2 separate regions of the Homo sapiens genome follow, and region 2 is linked to region 1. A link is a loop called in an ENCODE intact Hi-C map of the cell type or tissue named here. Cell type or tissue: pancreas. All regions are shown on one strand. Links, peaks and the distances in the headings refer to the core of each region. The heading gives the core; the rest is flanking DNA. Region 1 overlaps LRPPRC (leucine rich pentatricopeptide repeat containing). Region 2 overlaps ABCG5 (ATP binding cassette subfamily G member 5).

Evidence for each region. Peaks named below come from ENCODE experiments on the same cell type or tissue, not always from the same donor. Only the 100,000 strongest peaks of a DNase experiment are listed, where the experiment ranks them.
Region 2: a loop joins it to region 1, with 2.5 times the contacts of the local background. A loop is called at or near these places in 1 of 110 quality-filtered maps.

Annotation. Positions count from the first base shown.
Region 1 is chr2:43,894,823-43,904,769 of GRCh38, forward strand. LRPPRC (leucine rich pentatricopeptide repeat containing) reads right to left here. Exons shown (of 38, transcript NM_133259.4): 32 at 6,498-6,702; 33 at 4,644-4,783; 34 at 4,397-4,512; 35 at 1,812-1,886. It also overlaps the pseudogene RN7SL455P. Among named protein-coding and RNA genes, the nearest start is that of ABCG8, 61 kb to the left of the region's middle. RefSeq lists an enhancer at 3,548-3,842. In pancreas, for the core only: a CTCF peak has its summit at 3,683 (motif pointing left); a DNase peak (open chromatin) is centred at 3,659; H3K27ac peaks cover 990 bases.
Region 2 is chr2:43,819,432-43,830,553 of GRCh38, forward strand. It overlaps ABCG5 (ATP binding cassette subfamily G member 5), which reads right to left. Exons shown (of 13, transcript NM_022436.3): 5 at 8,552-8,684; 6 at 6,951-7,090; 7 at 5,458-5,587; 8 at 4,788-5,001; 9 at 4,482-4,687; 10 at 3,366-3,504; 11 at 484-669. It also overlaps a transcript of DYNC2LI1 not described here. Among named protein-coding and RNA genes, the nearest start is that of ABCG5, 14 kb to the right of the region's middle. In pancreas, for the core only: no CTCF peak of the experiment used is centred there; no DNase peak of the experiment used is centred there.

The DNA.
Region 1 (9,947 bases), core at 18-8,017:
ATTTTTCCACAGGTTAATGCAATTCCACTTACATTTCTATGAATATTTTTCTAGAATATGATAAACACATTGCTTCTTTTGTCAAGTGGTGACCATACCAAGAAGTTATGAGATCCCAAGGGTAGAGAGATAACAACCCTATCTTTAGGTGCCACAACTGGTTGATGAAATTGTAAAGAATTCAGTTAAAACATTCTGAAGTGTTACACACTTGACATACAAAAAAGAGCATTTCCAGAATCTCACTGAAATTTTTACTTATTTCTTCCAGGAATATGCAGACTCGGCTATGGCTTTATTTCCTGTAGCGAGTGAATACAGAACTGCTATGCCGTAATGAATATCTGCTGAGTATTTCCCGCCCTACTCCAACGTTACTGGATAAACCCATGATGGATATATAAACATCTATGCCCTCTTCCCATCTCACCAAGAGGAGCAAAATCTGGCTTAACTATTCTACTGTCAAGCAATGGAACACTGTTAACAGGCATCTTAAAAATCCTAACTCCTTTCTATAGCATGTTTATTCAGTCAATCCACACCTGGACCTGCATCCTCCCAGGGCTTCTTCTATTTTAAACTGTCCTGGGTGGGATGTTCTAAGCAGACATATTGCCGTGCATTTCCCGTCCCATCTCCTGGACAAGGCAACAGGGACTTGGCACAGTCCCACAGGTGGACTGACAAGTGCTTTTCAGATTCCTTATACTTTTTAATCACACGTATAAAAACACAGCCTCTCTGAAAGGAAAGAAGGGGCAATTAAATATTTTCTAAAAGTTGTTGGTAGTAAATAAATACATGAGTCACAGATGCAATGAAGCAAATTTTTTAAAAGTGTAGGTATATCTAGGGGAAGGGTGTAGAAATTCAGGAAAACGTAGACCTCCCAAACTGGACACAGCCTAAATGTTTCAAATAAAACAAGCATCACAGTTGGCATGTGGTTTGAAACTTCATAAAGAACCCAAATAAACTAAGAATGTAGTTTCTCGTATACAAGAGGTAAAATCCGATCTAAGAGAAATTTAATTTTATACTTACAGTTAAACATCAAAGTAGAATGTGATATACCTACTATGTACCCACAGAAATTTTTTTTTAAAAAATTTTTTCAAAAGGACTTGGTTCTATTACATACCCACCCACCCCTTTTACAGTGTAAATAAAGTAACTGCACAAATTAGAATTAATTTGTGGCTCCATATCAATTTGAAAGCCAAGTGGCTCATTTACCTGATGGTTTATACCTGATAAATGCTCAAAAGTAGCCACGTGCTAGGAGACACTCTGGAGTGTACATTTTCCTTGGTAGTGCTTCTGCATTGTTAAATGTCCCAAGGTGACCGAAGCAACATAATTTTAATCTTCCATTTCTTTCTTTCTTTCTTTCTTTCTTTTTTTTTTTTTTTTTTTTTGTAAAGACCAGGTTTCGCCATGCTGGCCAGGCTGGTCTCAAACTCTGAAACTCCTGACCTCAAGTGATCCACCCGCCTCGGCCTCCCAAAGTGCTGGGATTACAGGTGTGAGCCACCATGCCCAGCCTAATCTTGCATTTTTTAAGGGCCTTTTCTTGGGGCTCTCAATGCATACCTGTGTAAGTGGAAAATTCCTGCGTGAACTTGTTTTACATTTCCAGTACAGCTAACAGACGACAAAACTGACTCTAAGTAGAGACAAGCAAAGTCTTGAATCTCTATAGTATTCTCAAATAAGGTCCTGAAACAACAGGCTTTTATGTTAAATTCAATACTTCTGAGCAAGGCACGTACAGTATCATTGATTTGTAAGCAGGTAAAGCACAGTACCTTTCCTTGTTTCCTAGAATTCCTAAGGAGGAACAACAACAAAATCGGGGTTTGTTCAGCAATTGCACCACATCTCTAAAAATTAAAACATTATTCAGTAAGTGAAGGTTTCTGATAAACAAGTGGATCAAACTGAATATTTCCAATTAAGAAAGTTCACAATAATACAGTAGTGTATTATTACCAATAGGAAGGCCTAATAGTCGACTATTATTTTTTAAGGCAAGAAAAAAGAAAACAAGTGCAAGCTATGCCAAGCTTTGGTGAATGCTGTCCTTGGCATTGCAAGTATAAAGTTTGTTTAAAAAGAAAAGGGAAAAATTAAACTAATGCTTCAACAACCACAGAATAAGGTTTAGGACTGCAAAGAAAGAGGAAAAAAAGAAACATTATTCCTCTCCAATTATACTGCCAAGCATTCACAAGTGAGCTAGGGATCATAAGGTTAATTATACATTTAATAAGGTGTCAGGGAGATAACTGCTCATTTCTTTATAAAAATTAAAATGTACAAAGCAAGTTCTCTTTAAAGTATAATTACCTACACTTATGCATACAAAAGGACTGATTTCAATCTCTCTATTTTATAAAAGGCTTTCACTGCAACAGACAGCCAGCGCTTGAGAAAGAGACCAAAGTTAAACTAAAAAAAAAAGTTTACATGACAGACCAGATAAATCAAATGTCTATCCAATCTTAGATGCTATAGTAAAATCAAATATGGCAAGACAATATTTTAGTTTACACTCATCACAGATGTCATTCTTTTAAGTTTCTAAAAGAACACTGCTCTTTCAAAGCTTTAAAACACTGTCAATACTAAAACGAATGGTATAAAAAGAACTTTTTGGGGCCACACAGAACATTTACATTACGCACTGATGTTTTTGACATCTGTGAATAAAGTATTCTTCGCTACGGCAAGAATAATCTTTTACTGTTTGACAAGCAGGTAAAGGATGGGTGAAGGGTTTATCATCTGAAACCCCAGTCTAGTGATGAGATGGTAAATGAAAAGACTCTGCTGTTGCATCAACACTCAGCTACCACCAAGAGCCCTTCAGTGAGGTCACTGCAGATAACGCAGTTCTTTCTGAGGGAGCAGGCGCCATCCCTGCTGCCACCCACCCAGGCGGCTGTCAATTGTGCTCTTCCAGAAAAACCTTGATTATGGCAGAGAACAAGCTAGTAGATGAAGTACCAAGTGCCACTTTCTAAAGAACTATCAAAAGGATGTGTTAAAACTGATTGCATACCATCATGTGTATAATTAGATATGTATATGCTTATTATACCCCTAGTAGGTACTTAGACATGTACATATGAAGATAAAGCATGAGTATCTTCCTTCTTTTTTTTTTCACCACGTAAGATAGCAAGATAAAACAATTTTAAAAGTCCTGAAATCCCTATCATAAACTGCCTTTTCCTTAAAATTAAAAAAAAAAAAAAAAACAAAGGAAAAAAAGTAAACAAGCAAAGCAAAACAAGAAAATTCCCAGTGAACCGGAATTTCCCTTCTCCAGCAACAAAAGTAAGAGTCTGAGAAGCAGTGCTAATTCACCCTTTATAAAACTGTTAACAGAGATACAGTTTTTCAGGTATTCCTTTTAAAAATGGATTGGATTCTACTGTCAAACTAGATGAACTTGAAGAATAAAAACTGGAGGTCAAGCACATGGGTAGTTTTACCTTCCCTATCTACTACTTAAGATCTTTCACAGCTGGTAAAAATGTAAGGGAATATAATACTATTTACGATCAGAAATTGGTCCCACGCCTCAATTTGACACAGGGAGTCTACACAAACACAGCCGTTGGCGGGATCACGGTGACTGTTTGACTGCCACCTGCTGGGAAGGGGCTCCCCGGCGGTGCCTGTTTGTGTACATTGCCAGTGGCAGCTAGGATCACCCACTGTTCTGTCGGCACTTGGCATAGCTTTATATTTAGTGCTGTTAAAATGGCATGAATGCAGTTGTCTCCTTCCCTGAAGGTTGCTAATTTAACTGAGAGTGCGGGCCACAGAGACCTGCATTTGTCATTTAATGTGTCTGTGACACACAAGTGAATAGAAAGCATATTCAACTCTTAATAAACCTTGAATAAGGCACTGAGAATGTTTGAGTATTCAAGTGAGAAGCTGTACTTGAAAAGCAAACATTTCCTACTTTTTGTTTGCAAACTGTGTTGCCATGGTGACGCACAGTATCTAGCGCATTTGAGAAATTAAAGTAGAAAATCAAAGGAATTGTTGTTTTGCATTATCTATCTGCACAGAAAGATTTGTCTTTAATCATTTCAGCGAAACTCGCTGCCCCATACCTACCCCCGCACCACCCGCCGCTCCCCGCTACCTCAATTCTAAAGACATTTCTAGTTTGATCTGGCATCTTTAAAACCAGTAACCTAAAATCTACCATCCAGTCCTTGTCCTGCAACCGTGATTCACACTGAATGTAAACAAGCTAGCTGCACACCACACTGAATTTCTAGTATTCCACCACACGCCTATGTCTAGTAATTTCTCAATTTACTTCTTGCAAGCCTCGAGCCCCACTGCTCCATGAGTGGAGGGTCATTACCTGTAGGAGAGCTCTGGCATCATCCACCTTGCCTGCATCCACAAGTTGAAGGAAAAAATCAGTGACAGGTTTATAAATTGCAAACTGATTGGCCAATCTCTCCGCCATGATGCTTACTGGAAAAATGACAGGTAAGAAAAATCTTTCATTAGAACAGTGGTATAACTCACCTACCAAAGAAATTTGGTCTAGTCTCACTAGAGAGAAAATGTGCTTGTGTGTTCTTTAGCACAAACAACTAACTTACTCTTTTCAACTGCTGGTTCCAACTGCTCCTCTATTACTTTTCTGAATAAGTATGCCAAGCCGAAGTATTGGGGTTCAATGACTTTATTCTCTGAAGTAAGCATATTTTCAATGTTTTCTATTGCGGCATCTATGTTATTACTGTTAAAAGCAAAATAAATTACTTAAAAATTTGCTTTTATGTTAATATTACAGGCAGTTTAGTCTAAGAACTTACTTTTATATCCACTCATGCTAATACTTTAGGAAAAAAATGAAATACATTTACACTTAACCAAATAAACACTAGGCAACTGAAACCCTGAATCACATTTAAGTAGCAAAAACATTCACTAGCTGGTTCGTGCTGCAGTGGTTGTTTATTTTGCTTCACAGCAGTTCAAATAGTTGCTTGTTTTAACAATGCTCTACAGACAAGATCAAACAACTATATACAGGAGAATTAATGAAGATAACTTTTAAAATTCTGTATCTTAAATATTTAACTTAATTTTTGCCACTCTTTGGATATAAAATGAAAACTTGTATAAATGCTACAATTTTGGCTTTATGATCCACAACTTGTCACTACTGCATAAAAATAGTATTTAACATCTCAGGATTCTTAAAGATACTGATGATGTTTCAAAAGGCATATATGCATGTCTCTAACTTATGGTCGCCTCAATTTCTTTTTGTCAGGTATTATACATTTGGAAAATACTCAGTTTATACTAAAAATCTCAGGAAAAAGTATCTTCACACTTTACATTGAAAAAAATCAGTTACATGGTCTTATTTAGCAAGTTATGGTAAAAATTATCTCTATGACTATCTTTTTGGTTAAGGTAATCTATAATGGATACTTTACTGTTACCATATGGCATACTAAATCCAATCAGTCAATATTGTGTTGAAATTATTATATTAAACATAATTCTCTAACTAAAAATGAATACTGTTACAATATATTTCTCTTACAAGTTTTAAGGAATTACTTAATAGTGAATATGTTCTCCGAATCATATAAAACTGTGTTTATGTGGTAAAACTTTAAAATTCACCCAGTTCTTAGATGAGTAATTTCTTCAATCTTCTAATGTAAAACAATCACATTTTCTTATTAAAGGGAAGTTCTATCTGGCGAAATAGTTTGAAAAGGTCAAAACAAAACACAACTGTTTCTCAAACAAACAAAAAAAAACCCCTACAAAAACAAACATTATATTTTAATATCATGTCCCATTAAATGTATGCAAGATTACTAAAGAACATTTTTTCTAAAAGCATACTGAAAGTATCAAATTCCATAAAGTACTTTGCTAGGGAGCTTATTAAAAATCAAGTCCTTATTTATTTCTACAGGGGTAATTCTCAAAAGGAATCTAGAGACAGTGGTAAGAAAATCAGCTCTAAATACCTCCCTTTTTGTGGGGGTGGGAGAGTGTTCACGGGGTGGGTAAGGAATATGAATACGGAAATGCACATTTTTAATAAGCTTGCGGGGCCTTCTGCTTCACAATATTCTACTAGTGTCCCTATCAAATATTACTGACAAACAAATGAGATCATTTTTCACTTCTGAACAAAGTGTTTCGACAACAAGAGGCCTGGCATATATACACAGGAATGAGAAAGGTTATCAACTGTGGAGCAAGATTTATGAATTTGGTAAATGCTGTTTATTCTAAGATTTAAGGTAAAGAAAAAACATATTTTTCAACATATAATTATTCCCTAATCAGCAACTAGCATCAACATTTCCTCTGCAGTTGATAAGGTTTCCACATGTCTAAAAAAGTTTTTAAAAGGTGGTATCTGAGGCAATGCCCATTCTAGTGACCAATGAAGGAAAAGAAGGCTTGCAAATACTCACTTCTTTATTTGAGCCAAAGCAATGTTATTGATGAAAACCATTTTTGAAAGTCCAATGGAGTCTTCGAGTCCATTTAACATCTTCTGAACTACTTCTATGTTTTCAACATCACCCTTCATGGCCAATGCCTGGATGACACGGGTCACTGCTAACCTAGAAGGGGTCTGCTGCTGATCCAATACTGTTTTCAGTGTTGTCACAGCCTCTAAAATACAAGAGCAGGAGATGGCTTTTCTTATATGACCTGTGCTGACTTTAATGCATTTTGAAAACCAGCTTTTAAATATGAGCACCAAATGGCCATAAACAAAAAGCTATGAATAATTAATTTTAGATTACAGAAAATTATTAATACTTCATGAGATACCCCCAAAAATTATTTACTTGACTATATAAGATATTAGAGGCCCGAGGAATTTCTTCTTTAAGTCACAGAGAAAATACAAATGTTACCGACAATATGAGTTCCATTTAGGGATAACATTCAGTGACTAAAGTTGGTAAGTTCAAATGAATACAAATAAGAAAGATTTTCTAGAGTTTCCAAAAATGTGTGACTTCTATCCATGTTCATACTTGTCCAGATTTTAACTCGAAGATTAAATGATCATCAAAACTTAATATCCCAACAATTCTTTCTCAAAAACACTAAAAACATTGATCCTCTAGGATCAATGTTCCAAACTGAAACATTGAACTTTAACACCAACAAATTTATTTTATGATTAGATGCCTTGTGATTATTTTCCTGCACTAAATTAAAAAATAATGCCTACTGATTTCCACAAATACAGACAGTCCCTGACTTACGATGGGTTTATGGGGTAGTTAATGCATTTTCAACTTTATCCCGACTTAGCCCCATCGGTAAGTTGAGGAGCATCAGTATAATCAATGGAGTTTTGTTTGTATGTTTTTTTGAAGTATCACACTTTCAAGTACTTGATTATAAATAACTATGGAATAGCCTTCTAGCTAACTGACTCATAAAACTGTAGCAAAATCATGATATGAAATAAAGTGGTAGACTGAGGAGTAGCCTAACAATCACCCCTACCATTATCGAAGAAAACTTAATAGCTTTATAGCAACTAAAGCAATGTAACTTAGACAAAACTAAGACTCTCCAAACAGCTTTCCAACTAAGAACAGCTTAGTTTTACAGAAAAATGGGGAAAGTGTATTAATTGAAGTGTACTCAAAATACAGTGGAAAGACATGATGAATTTAGTGTTCATTAATGAATAAAGAATTTATGATTATTTGAAATCTACAATCTTAAACCACTCATTCTCAAATGAGAAAAAAGAAAAACAGGTTAAAAAGCATAGTCAATAAAAATTTAAAAATACACATGCACATATAGGAAACAAAAAATGTTTTTATACTATTTAAAAATATTTATAATAAGCTTGATAAAATTTTGCTAATGGGTGGTCATACACAGATAATTATAATAATAGTCTTATTAACCAAGAATATTGTCAGCTAGGGAGGCTCTTCCCACAGTACATCAAAACAATAATAACAAAAATAAGATTAATGATGGTGATGACAGTAACTCAAACTTATTGAGCATTTACTACATGCCAGGCACAGCAGTTTAAACAGCTACTGTCACAACTACCCTTCCGAGACAAGTACCAATTTTACAGATGAGACCCCTGGGCACAGAGATTAGTTTGCCCAAGGTAAAATCATATTTTTAGACAAGACTCGAAGATTCCAATGATCCCAGAGCTTCCGTCTATGAGTGCGCGTGTGCACAAGAGAGCAGAAGGGTGGGGAGAACAGACCATTTCACATCTGTCTAAAGATAGCACAGGACCTTGTGACCTAAATCCTATTCTCATATAAGGCTTGCCTTCTGTACAGTTAATGACTTCAGGGACACCAAAAATGTTACCCATCCACATCCCTCCCCCCAGGTCCTTTCCCACTGTCACCTAATTCCAACATTTACTCAATTACTCACTAGTGATACTAATTACACTGTACAAGTGCCACGTATCAGCTATTAATATTCACCAACAGTAAAATTTAATCGGCTTTATTTTTTCTTTCTGCTTTAGATGGGGTTGAGAAAAGGAAACCTAAAAGAAAGGCAGAACAACGGAAGGGAATTTTTAAAAATCAAGAGCTCTCATCAGCCATGGAGCAAAATAAGAAGATGGGAATAGTGCAAACACTACTCCTGTCCTCACTGATGATCATTTTACTCTAACAACAGGTTTGTGGTGATGTGCTCAGGGAGGGGGGTGGGGTGGGGGTGGGGGAGGTAGTGCAGGAACAGTGCGCTCGAGGCTCCTGCTCTCAGGCAACCTCCAATTGAGCTGAACAGCTCAGAAGAGTAGATGAGAAATTATACCATGTCCTTTCCTGTAGCTTACACAGGGCACCTAACATAAAAATAAAGGGTACCAATCCAGCTGAAGAAATCTGGGTCAGGTTCAGCTGAAAAATGAACCCCCTGAAATTAGAAAAGTGTTTTGTTCTTATCTCCATGTCTACAGAAACAAAAGCTATTTATGACAATGAGCTTATTTATATGGCGAGCAAGTTTAACTTTTCATTGTTTTAAAATTGTTTATCATTTTATTACATAAAATACTAATAGGACATAAAGTCTTTTTTGGGGGGGCCGGGAGAAGGGTTTTGTTCTTGCCCAGGCTGAGTGCAGTGGCACCATCATGGCTCATGGCAGCCTCAACCTCCTGGGCTTAAGCAATTCTCCCACCTCTGCCTCCTGAGTAGCTAGAACTACAGGTGCACATTACCATGCCTGGCTATTTAAAAATTTTTTGTAGAGACAAGGTCTCGCTACACTGCCCAGGCTGGTCTTGAACTCCTGGACTCAAGCAATCCTCCTGCCACAGCCTCCCAAAGTGCTGGGATTACAGGTGTGAGCCATTGCGCCTAGCCACAAAAGTCTGGGCACAAGAAGTGTTTTCTATTCACTTACATATTCAGTACTAATCAATTAGGAAGACAGCTAAAGACCAGTACATTTAGGTATTATAAGCAACATTAAAGCTGCACAATTAAACAACAACTTCCTCTCAAGGATGTGAACTTATGTTATAAACATGCAGGCCGGGCGTGGTGGCTCACGCCTGTAATCCCAGCACTTTGGGAGGCCGAGGTGGGAGAATTATTTGAGGCCAGGAGTTCGAGACCAGCCTGGCCAACATGGTGAAACCCTGTCTCTACTGAAAATACAAAAATTAGCTGGGCGTGGTGGCGGGCGCCTGTAATCCCAGCTACTCAGGAGGCTGAGGTGGGAGAATCGCTTGAACCCAGGAGGCGGAGGTTGCAGTGAGCCGCGATCCCACCACTGTACTCTAGCCTGGGCAACAGAATGAGACCCTATCTCAAAAAAAACAAAAACAAAAAAAAAAAACAAAACAAAAAAAAACCCAAAACAAAACCAGAACATGCAGTGAGGAATAA
Region 2 (11,122 bases), core at 1,206-9,205, 74 kb before region 1:
ATATCCTTTAAGCCTTGATACTCTTTGGAGCAGTCTTTTATCCTGCAGGCTTTTTTTTTTTTGTCTGACTAGTCTTAATTCCTAAGAATAACTGGGAATTGAGAACTGCAGTTCACACTCAACAGTACCAGGTCAGAAATGAACTAATGCATGCAATTTATTTAGCCTATCATGTGGGCTGTGAGTTTTTCCTGGAACATCCGGGCTGGTTTTCTTCTCTTGGTATAATGGTTTATTACATGTGAATCATATCATAACATAAACTTGTTAGTTCCTGATTCCCGATAAAAAAGACATTTTATTGAACAAATGAACAGTTCAAGGTCTAAGGCAATGATTAACGAGCAGTATAAATGCTCTAGACTATAAGGTAATATCCATAACCACTATCAGTTCTCTGGTATTCCTTTACTTCAGTCATTATTAGGTGATCATTAATAACAGATTATCCCAATCTAAATTTTTTGAATTATGATATCTTACCTGAGGAATCCAGATCCAACAAGCACCCCCGCAATGGACAGCAGAGCCACTACACTGTTGACTATATTTGGATTTTGGACGATACCAAGTAGCACAAGAGTTAGAAATTCACCAATTAAGTGGGGGGCCAAGAGAGCAGCAGAAAAATATCCAAATCGGGCAACCTCAGGATGTAAGCCCAGCGTCCTAGAAAAGCATAAGCTCTTTAGTTTCCTCTCCAAGGGCTATCATTTAAGAAAAATACTGCACTTGCCTCTGTGAATAAATCCTTTGTGGTGAGTGGGTGGGAGAAGTTTGCAGGGCAAGCCACACTCCCCTTTGAAAGGCCGTTTTGGAAAGGAGTCAACATGAGACTATTTATTATATCAAATTGTTCCCATTGGCTGCAACTCATTGGGAGCCACCTTTTCCCTTTCACGGCTCCTTCAGCTCTCATAGGAAAACATTAAATTACTTAGACAATGGTCACAACTAACCGCAGTAAGCAGGCTTGTTGAACTCTACAGGCATCTTCATAAATAACCATGTTCTGCCTAGCCAACACCACACCTACCTAATGTTAAAGGGCTCACCCAACCCGCTTCCCAGCACCCCCTTCCCTGAACCTCATCTCTGTTATATGGGATTATTGCCTACGTGAAAATCCCTCACTTCTTTTGTCCTCGATCAGGTTAGCCCTCCCCAGCCCTACTCCATTCCATTCTTGTCTTTTATTCTACCAACCCCTTCCACTGATTTGACCTTCGTTTTCTTTTTTGAGACGGAGTTGCACTCTGTTGATCAGACTGGAGTGCAGTGGCGTGATCTTGGCTCATTGCAACCTCTGCTTCCCAGGTTCCAGTGATTCTCCTGCCTCAGCCTCCCAAGTAGCTGGGATTACAGGTGCGCACCACCACACCCAGCTAATTTTTTTGTATTTAGTAGAGATGGGGTTTTGCCATATTGGCCAGGCTGGTCTTGAACTCCTGGCCTCAAGTGATCTGCCCATCTCAGCCTCCCAAAGTGCTAGGATTACAGGCATGAGCTACCATGCCTGGCCTGACCTTCATTTTCTTGTAAACAAACCACCCTATATCCATGCACCTTTCCTCTTATATTCCTTTCTCCAAATTACATTTCCCTGGTGATAGCGTATCTTCAATGACCATTAGGCATGGCTGCTCTTTATCCCATTTGTAGAGTAAGCAAAAAATGTTGGCATGTCTTATACTCGCCCCTCCTTACCACTTACTCTTCAAGGCCATCTACTTTTCCTCTGTACAAATCATGAAGTTTGCTTATGCTATCAATGCCGTTCCTCATTGTTGTCTTCTGTGATGTTTAAAACATCCTCTTGCCTTTGATGATTTTATAGCATCTGGACCAGAGTCATTCTTTTTGCTCCTCTCCCCTATCATTTTCCTCAAGCTCTTTAACCTTCTTGATGAGCCATCCACATCAGTGGTTCCTAATTAGCGAATCTCAATTCCAATGGCTCCAGCTACCTAATCTGCATCACTCACCATGTCTTGGACTTAAATATTACTCAAAATGGTTTCGCTCCCAGGATTTCAGAGTCTGAGGACACCCTCTCTGAGCACAGCCTCCTGCCTCTCACTTCCCCAGTGCCCTCACTGCCGCAGATGCTGGACCCCTTCTGCCATTCTTTGCCTTATCAGTTCCCACATCTGGGGACCCTATTCTCCCTTAAGCAATGGAAGGTGTGCTGGACAATGCCTATTGCCGCACTAACTGGATCCCCTCTGCCACTTTGCCTCAGCTGGCCCCTGGACCCCTAAGATTTCCTTGTTGTGTCTTGAATTCTAATAGCATGTCCCATGATGACTGATATAAACCTCTACTTTAAAATTTCCCCCTTCCCAATTTCAATCTCTCTCCCCAGTGCTCAGCAGCTGAATTCACCTCCCATTTTATGAATTTCTTGATATCTTCATCATCTCTATTTTTCATTCTCTCTCTCTCCCCCTCTCTTCCCGCACCCCATCTTTGAAAGTGTGACCCTAGCTGCTTGCATCCTTGATCCCATGTTATTCTGATTCCCCTATCCCTACCTTGGTCTACTCTGGGAACTTCCTCTTTGACTTATCCAAATTTTGGCTGCATTTTCATCTACTCTCAATCTGATGTTTTTTGATGGTCTTATTTACCACATCCTAAAATAACCATTTTTTGAACTTGATCATCATTTAAGTAACTGCCCCTCTTCATCCTACCCTGTAACACCAAGTTTCTCAAAACAGAATCTGCTTCCTCCATCTTACACCTTCCCTTCTTGTAAACCTGACTTGCACCCCCATGACTCTACCGAAGCTCTTTTTTGGGAAATTGCAATGGCCTTCTCCCTTTATGCTTCACCTCCTTTAACCCCTGCAATATTGAAGTGTTTATGACACTTCCTTGAAACTCTCTCCTTCCTCATCCTCTCTGATGCTGCCCAATCCTGCTTCTCTTTCTACCTCCCTGATCACCCTCTGCCTCCTCTGTTGGTTGCTGTCCTCTTCCCACCCTCTGAATGTGTCTGTTTTAAGGTTTTACATTCAGGCTGCTTTCTCCCCTCCCCCAGGCCCCCCCCCATGCACCTGGGTCCTAGCTACTTCAGAGTCCTCTCTTCTCTGGCCCAGGCCCTGCCGTGAATGTGGGACAGGTCATTCCCAGGCACATGTCATCTTGTTGGTTTGTTCTCAGGTCTCCTGCAACCCACAGTTGGGCTATTTACAATAAAATTAATGTCCTGGAAGATACGACATTGCACTAGACACTGATGGGCAAAGTGTAGATCCTCCAGAGCAGAGAACTTCACCCTGGAGCTCTCCCTGCACGAGTCCCACTAGCTCCATGACTCCATGGGAGCCCGGCCCTGGGTGAACTGAACAACCCCTCACCAGTAGCACACACTGCTGAAAATCATGGTGGCAACAACGCTGAAGGGGAGGACGTGCAGTGCATAGGCCAGCATCATCTGCCACTTCTGGTAGAGGCCGTCCTGACTCTCCTGGTCGCTGACAGCTCGCAGCACGGGAACTGGGGATGGAAGGCAGGTTTCAGAACAGTCAGTCACCACCCAGCTGAAAAAGGGAGGGCTAGCCCAAGCTGAATGTGAGGTCTGTCAGGGCTGGATGGTGAGGACCAGCTAGGGGGGTTCCCTAGTCATAGAAGGAGGGGACCTGCCATCCACAGGACAATAAATCCCCACCCCGGAAATCTACACTCTACCAGAATTGCAATACAATTGCAAAAGATGTCATTTATTTCCTTCTCTCTAAAGTGGGGAGTTGTCACCAATTCACGAAAAGTACATGCAAAAGGGGCATGAATAAGTGATTTGAAGCACTTTGTCTTCTTTCTGTGCAGGATTCCCCCCACCCCACCCCGCCCCCACCACCAGCAGCCTGCATTTTAGACTTGCTCTCGGAAGGCCAGGCAAACCCCACAGATGCAGACACTTAGCATTGCCCCTCATGTCAAGCTCTAGAGCAACTTCACAATAGCGAAGTCCTTCCCTCTTATTCCCTAACAGTGTTGCCTTTGGGGAATCCCTCTAACACCTGCTTCCTGCAACGTTAGGCAACCAGGTTTTGTCTCTGGAATTCCACTGAATTTGAAAATTAGGTGCTGGCTGTCCTAAAATCAGCTCCAAAGAGAAGCTAACGGTACAAAGTTGGCCTGGTCGCTGAGCACCCCATGGGCTGTGCATCTGAGATGGCCAAGATGAGATAGGAGGAATGATCTTTTGAAAAACTCCTCAAACTCTCCCCACCAGTACATTGTCACTTCATGTTTCCCTGGATCCTTAGCCCTCAGAGAGATCCACCTGGTGAGCTCATTCATATTAACGTGTTGGTAACTCAATAGTTGCCTTTCCCCAGAGAGGGAACCTGGAGAGGGCTGGGTTTAGCTCAGAGAAAAACCCTTATAATGGTAGACTTTTGTAAGGTTACAGCTGGAGAAGGGAGGTATTTAGGGAGAAAGAGGTGCACCTCCAGCACGTGGGCACTTACACAGATTCACAGCGTTCAGCATGCCTGTGTACGGGGTGGCGCCCACAAACTGGTAAAGGAGACCTACGCGGTCCTGGATAGCACCCTTTAGCACATTGCTTCGGACCCGCAGAACGAAGAAAAGGAGGAACAAACCCATGATCAGATTCTGAAGGAGACGCGTAATCACTGCCAGCTTATTTCTCACCAAGTTTCTTGTCACTCTCCTGAAAACAAACAACCCTGTTTTAATTCCTTTTCAGAATTGTTATTGGGGGATGGCTAAAGACCTCTAACAGGCATTTCTCACATTTGTGAGCCTCTTACCTCAGGAGAACACCCAGTTTAGAGAAAACTCCAGGAGAATCTTTGGTTTTGAAAGGAACCATTGGTAACGTTTTCAGGTGTTTCATTCTTTCAATATTCTTCAAAGTTTTATGACAAATTGCTGATTTCTTGTAGGCAGATTCTATCATCTGGACTCTCTTGGAGGTTTCTATTTCCCGTTCCTTGCTTTGGGTATCCACTGACGTCAGGTCCACTAAAAGTTTTTCCCAAAAGATGTCACCCATGTGTTTTTAAATGCATGTATGTACATGGATATACAATTGGTACAGGAGTACTGGCCATAATACCTCATCCCATCAAGATAAAATTTGTGGTTAATGCCCACCTATAAAATCAGAATACTTTAAAGCATCCCAGCAGGGCCTTGAGGATCCCATTGGGATTGTCTGGGAGAATTCAGAAGCTCAGCTAATTATGCTCTGATAAAGTAGTAGCAGTGCGCCAGTTTGTTTGAGAGAGATCCCTGACCTCATTCTGATAGTCATCTCTGGCAAGTTCATTGACCCGGCCAAATTGATTCCTTGAAGAGTATAAAACACAAAAACAAAAGCAAAAATCAAATCCACTAGACTGGTGTCATCCAGGCAGAAGTCTGAGATGAGAAAGTTTAAAAAACATTCATGATGGGGAATGTGAAAGAAAAACTTACTATAGAAGTCAAAAGGGTTTGAATGTTCAGGACAAGGGTAACCGCAGTCATTGAAGAAATCAAGCATTTCCGCTGGCGTGCCACAGAAAATCAGCTCTCCGAAGCTCAGGATGGCAATTTTGTCAAAGAGCTGACCAGACAACAGACGTAGTTAGTGTGTGATCACAAGGGTAGCGATGCACTTTGAATGTCTCTGGGAACACTGATGCAGGGCCAAGGTCAGGTATTCCTTATGGTCACCAAGTCCTTATGGGAAATGCATTTCCCATAAGCAGTCAGTCCTTCGATGACCTTGGCCCTGCATCAGTATTCTTGGAGACATTCGAAATGCATCCCTACCCTTGTGAGCCTAGGCTACCACTGTGGGTCATGCTGCCTCCCATCCTGACGCCCAGCTTCATATCTGGGATAGACAAGCATGACTGGACCTGGGCGTAAGTCCCAGCCAAGCCAAGTGAGTGACCTCGGGCGAGCAGGGGTGGGTCTTAGTTTGTTTTTTTGTTTTCATTTTAAATCTCAGCTCCTCCTCTGTAAAAAGCAAATAATAGCTAACTAAAGGGATACTGGGCGGAGAAAGTGAGTTTTTTTGGAAGGAAATCAGTATGATTTCGTGGAAAAACACAGCCTTTGAAGCCAACTTGGCTGTGAAAGGCTAATGCTAGCTTTTTACTATTAACAACTGTGTGATCTTGGCTTAATTTGTTGTTGTTTTGTTGTTATTGTTGTTGTTGTTGTTGTTTCTGAGACCGAATCTCACTCTGTCACCCAGGCTGGAGTGCAGTGGCACAATCCCAGCTCTCTGCAACCTCCTGGGTTCAAGCGATTCTCCTGCCTCAGCTTCCCGAATAGCTGGGATTACAGGCGCACACCACCACGCCCAACTATCAATTTTGAATCATTGCTAAGTTTCACTCTTTTCCTCTGTAAGGTGAATACACTGAAACACACCTCATAGGAGTGTTGTGCAGATGAAATGAGCTATGTACAGAAAGTATTTGGAACATGGTAGGTGCTGAAAGAAGTGAGTTTTCATCCTTTGCTCTTCCCCTCTCAGGAGCTGTTGGCTCCAATTCTCTAGCACTAACGGTTTTTTGTTTGTTTGTTTGAGATGAGGTCTTCCTCTGTCACCCAGGCTAGAGTGCAATGGCATGATCACGACTCCCTGCAGCCTTGACCTACTGGGCTCAAGCGATCCTCTCACCTCAGCCTTCCAAGTAGCTGGGACCACAGATATGCACCACCATGCCTGGCTAATTTTTCTTTTTCTTTCTTTCTTTCTTTTTTTTTTTTTTAGAGATGGGGAGTCTCACTTTATTGCTCAGGATGGACTCAAACTCCTGGCCTCAAGTGCTCCTCCTGCCTCAGCCTCCCAAAGTGCTGGAATTACAAGTGTGAGCCACTGTGCCTGGCCACTGGTACAAATCTTGCCCCTGCCCCTGTGATTCCCAGCTCAACACACCATAGACCCGGCCTTTACGAGTTGAACCTCTTACCTGAAAAAGCTCAGAACGGGGCTGGTGAATGGTGAGAACCACAATTCGGTTCCTGCGAGCCAGTTCCACCAGGAGGACGACAATCTGATTAGCAGTCATGCAGTCCAGGCCTGTGGTTGGCTCATCAAACAGCATGACCTCTGCCAGCAAAGAAGGGCCAGACTTCTAAGGTAGTGCAGAGCCCAGGCTCTGTGCTTAAAACTCAGAGTTCTGAACTGTTCCTTATTGAGTTTGTACCCCATTCAAACAGTGTGCGGTGGGAAGTAAACATGTAAACTGGCTTTCAGCCTGAGCTCAGGAGAAAGGACCTGATGTGGAAGGGCCTAGTTCCCAGCTCTGGAGCACATGTGGGCTCAAATCCTCCAGGGCACAGGGAGTAAGGAGATCAGGCCTCTTACGGGCCATCTGGGCTCTGCTCAGGGCACCCTGTCAGGGAACAAGGGCTGGCAGGCTGGCATCAAGTTGTTTTAAAACAAGACTGAGAGAAGGCTGGTCAAAAAGACAACCCCATTTCATGTCTGTAACACTTTCCAACACCAGCAGGGTCTTTGCACAGAAAAGAAAAAAATCTGACGAATAAAACAAGGCCTGAAGTGTGGCAGGCATTTGGGTTCTTTAGAGGGTTTAAAGTAACTTATTTCTTCCTAAAAAGTGACAAGGGGGCCGGGCGCGGTGGCTCACGCCTGTAATGCCAACACTTTGGGAGGTCAAGGCAGGCAGATCACCTGAGGTCAGGAGTTCGAGACCACCCTGGCCAACATGGTGAAACCCTGTCTCTACTAAAAGAACAAAAATTAGCCGGGTGTGGTGGCAGGCGCCTGTAATCCCAGCTACTCAGGAGGCTGAGGCAGGAGAATCGCTTCAACCTGGGAGGTGGAGGTTGCAGTGAGCCAAGATCGCACCACTGCACTCCAGCCTGGGCAACAAGAGCGAAACTCTGTCTCAAAAAAAAAAAAAAAAAGTGACAAGAGCTGTTAAAAACATCTCTCTTATTTGCCTTCTAGTGACCAAGCACCATTTGAAGAACAGGCCGTCCTGGTCTACCACAGTGCAAAGAAAGGATCCAGATGCAGTTTGTCCTCTCCAGCTGCATGAGTGGCGAGGTTTCCCCAGGTGATGGGGAAAATGACCAAACCTGGCAGAGGACTGACTACTCTGTTTTGATACTCCCTTCCCCACAACATATACACTTTTGAGTTTATCATTCAAATTCCTATTTTAATTCCTGCCATTTCATGAACACCTGTGGTCATATCAAAACTCATTGGCTTTCCCCAGCCCACACAGTGGTATTGCCCTGGTGAGAAGAAATGATTGGCAGGGCAAGGCTCCATATTCAAGGAAAACCCCAATGGAACACTTCAACACCAATGCAACGCTTCCGGGTCCAGGAGCTGTTTTGTTTGGATGATGGAATCGCATCAGGAAATGAACTGTACAGCATTTCCAAAAAAACTGGGTCCTCAGTTTGAAAAACCTGTGATTTCAGTTGTACACAAACCCCTTTCCAAATGAGGACCGTGAAGAAAGGGCCCAAAGTATCTGCACACACACAGAAGATGCCCAGACAGCAGCTAGTAACAGTTCTGGGTGCCACTTACTAGGATCCTGGAGCAGCTGGGCTGCGATGGAGACCCGGCGCCGCTCACCCGTGGAAATGCCCCCCAAGCTGTAGTTGCCAATCAGTCGGTCTGCCACATGGCTCAGACTCAGCTCTGCCATGACGGCCTCCACCTGCAGGAGACACAAATTACAGGAAGGCTGGGAGTCTCTGTGGCTGCTATTTCAATTCATGGGCTGGGGAGGACATGAAAGAGGCAGCACACCGCCCAAGAATCCAAGGGCCACTTCCAGACTCACCACACCCTGGGGAAAGCATGTCTTTGATAATAATATGATCCAATTCGGCTTAAATCGTAATACATGTGTCAGATTTAAATAAATAATATGAATTTTTTAAAACGTCCCCAGAGGCTGGGTGCAGTGGCTCATGCCTGTAATCCCAATACTTTGGAAGGCTGAGGAGGGAGAATTGCTTGAGGCCAGGAGTTTGAGACCAGCTTGGGCAACAAAGAGAGACCCTGTCTCTACAAAAAAAAAAAAAAAAAAAAAGAAAGAAAAAAACAATAAATTAGCCGGGTATGCTGGCACGTGCCTGTAGTCCCAGCTACTCAGGATGCTTAGGCAGGAGGATCGCTTGATCCCAGGACGTTGAGACCACAGTTAGCCATGATGGCACCACTGCACTCCAGCCTAGGTGACAGAGCAAGACCCTGTCTCTAAAATAAAATAAAATAAAATGGGCCTGGCATGGCGGCTTATGCCTGTAATCCCAGCACTTTGGGAGGTCGAGGTGGGTGGATCACTTGAGGTCAGGAGTTCGAGACTAGCCTAGCCAACACGGTGAAACCCTGTCTGTTCTAAAAATACAGAAATGAGCTGGGAGTGGTGGCAGGCACTGGTAATCCCAGCTACTCGGAGGCTAAGGCAGGAGAATTGCTTGAACCCGGGAGGCCAAGGTTGCAGTGAGGCAAGATGGCACCACTGCACTCCAACCTGGGTGACAGAGCGAGACTCCGATTCAAAAAAAATAATAATAAATAAATAAACAAATAAAATAAAATAAGATTCCCTAGAACACAAACTGCTTACACTTGCTTCAGGAAAATTAACCAGGAAACAACAGATACTTCATTAAACTCCTATTTGCAGGAGCCATAGTCACTGCAGCCCATACAGAAAAATCCCCCAAATTCATGATTACAATATCGCTTACTTTCATAAGTGTTTGGGTTTTGAAATTTTATTATCATAAATGCTTTATGTGTTTACAAAAATCCAACCTGATTTGAACTAAACCTGTTTCCCACTGTATAACCCAAATAAGTGCTGGGGTCCCATGTGGTACAATCTCAGTGTGAGTCCACATCAAAGACATATAATCCAGCCTTCAGAAGTAATTAAAAATAATTCCAATCTTTACTTGAATTTCTTTAAGGACTTTAATGGGGACCCAATTTATAACCCCCAGCCACATTTAAAATTCCCTTTCTTCCAATTCTCTTCGCTGTACTTAAAGCCTGTAACTCCCTGAAACCGTTTTTCCTCCTCATTCTCAACTCTCCCAAAACAATAACGACTAAAAAAAATTCTTTACTGAATTTCTAATCAAGAAGCTTGGCTTTTTTCCTCCCTCACTGTCTTTCCTTCCTCAGCTTATCTCCTCTCCAGAGACCTGTTCACAAATCTGTTTCTGTCCCCCTGTACTGATTACCTCTAACTGCAGAAACCCCAGGGGGAAAGCAGAAAGAGACAGAAGATACTCATATGGTAATAAGTTTTGTTTCCAGACACCCCTAATAAGGCCGTGTTATGAAAATGGAAACAAAACCATTGCATTAAAAAACAATAAGCTAGATTGCAGAAGAAGAGGGAATGACTTGTGGACCAACATTCAAGAGGAGTCAGGGAGTGGGGTTGACGGCATAGATGTAGCTTTGACCCACCCAAAGAATGGACATATCTGAAATAGGTACAAAGGAATAATGAGAAGGTAAAAATGCATAAATAAACTAGATATAGATATATTCTGGAACAAAAGAAAGCTCTTCTCTTGCCATCAGGGTAGAAGGATCCTAGAATTAAGCTTTGCTTGACACAGTGAGATTTCTGTGCTGACCAGCCAGGGTAGATTCCCGAGCCTCCTTCTCATCTCTGTAACATCATAAGGAGTAAGCTTGCCCCTCCTGGCTTGGAAGAGATGGACAGAGAAGACATTTACTTAATTTGTCTCAGAGGTTTCACACCCCAGCAGGAATGCTCTCCCACATTTTGGAAACAAATTTTGGAAATGGAATTCAGAGTCCCTGGAAGGACTATTGGGATGAGCAAGTCCAACCCTCCATGCTCTGTGCTTTCACGTAATCTGATGTATTCTTCACATCAAACCCAGGAGAAATGCATTCTTATTGTATTTTTTATAGAGGAGAAAACAAAGTTCCATAACTTGCCCAAGATAATGCCATTAGCAAATGGCAGGGCCAGGATTGAGAGGACTCTCTGGGCTCTCTGAAGTGGTCCAGGAAGCCTGAGCCTTAGCCAACAGCCCCGCAGACATAGCCTGCTCACATTGGCCTTGCTTTATTTCCAGGTTCTTCCAAGGACAGAAGCAG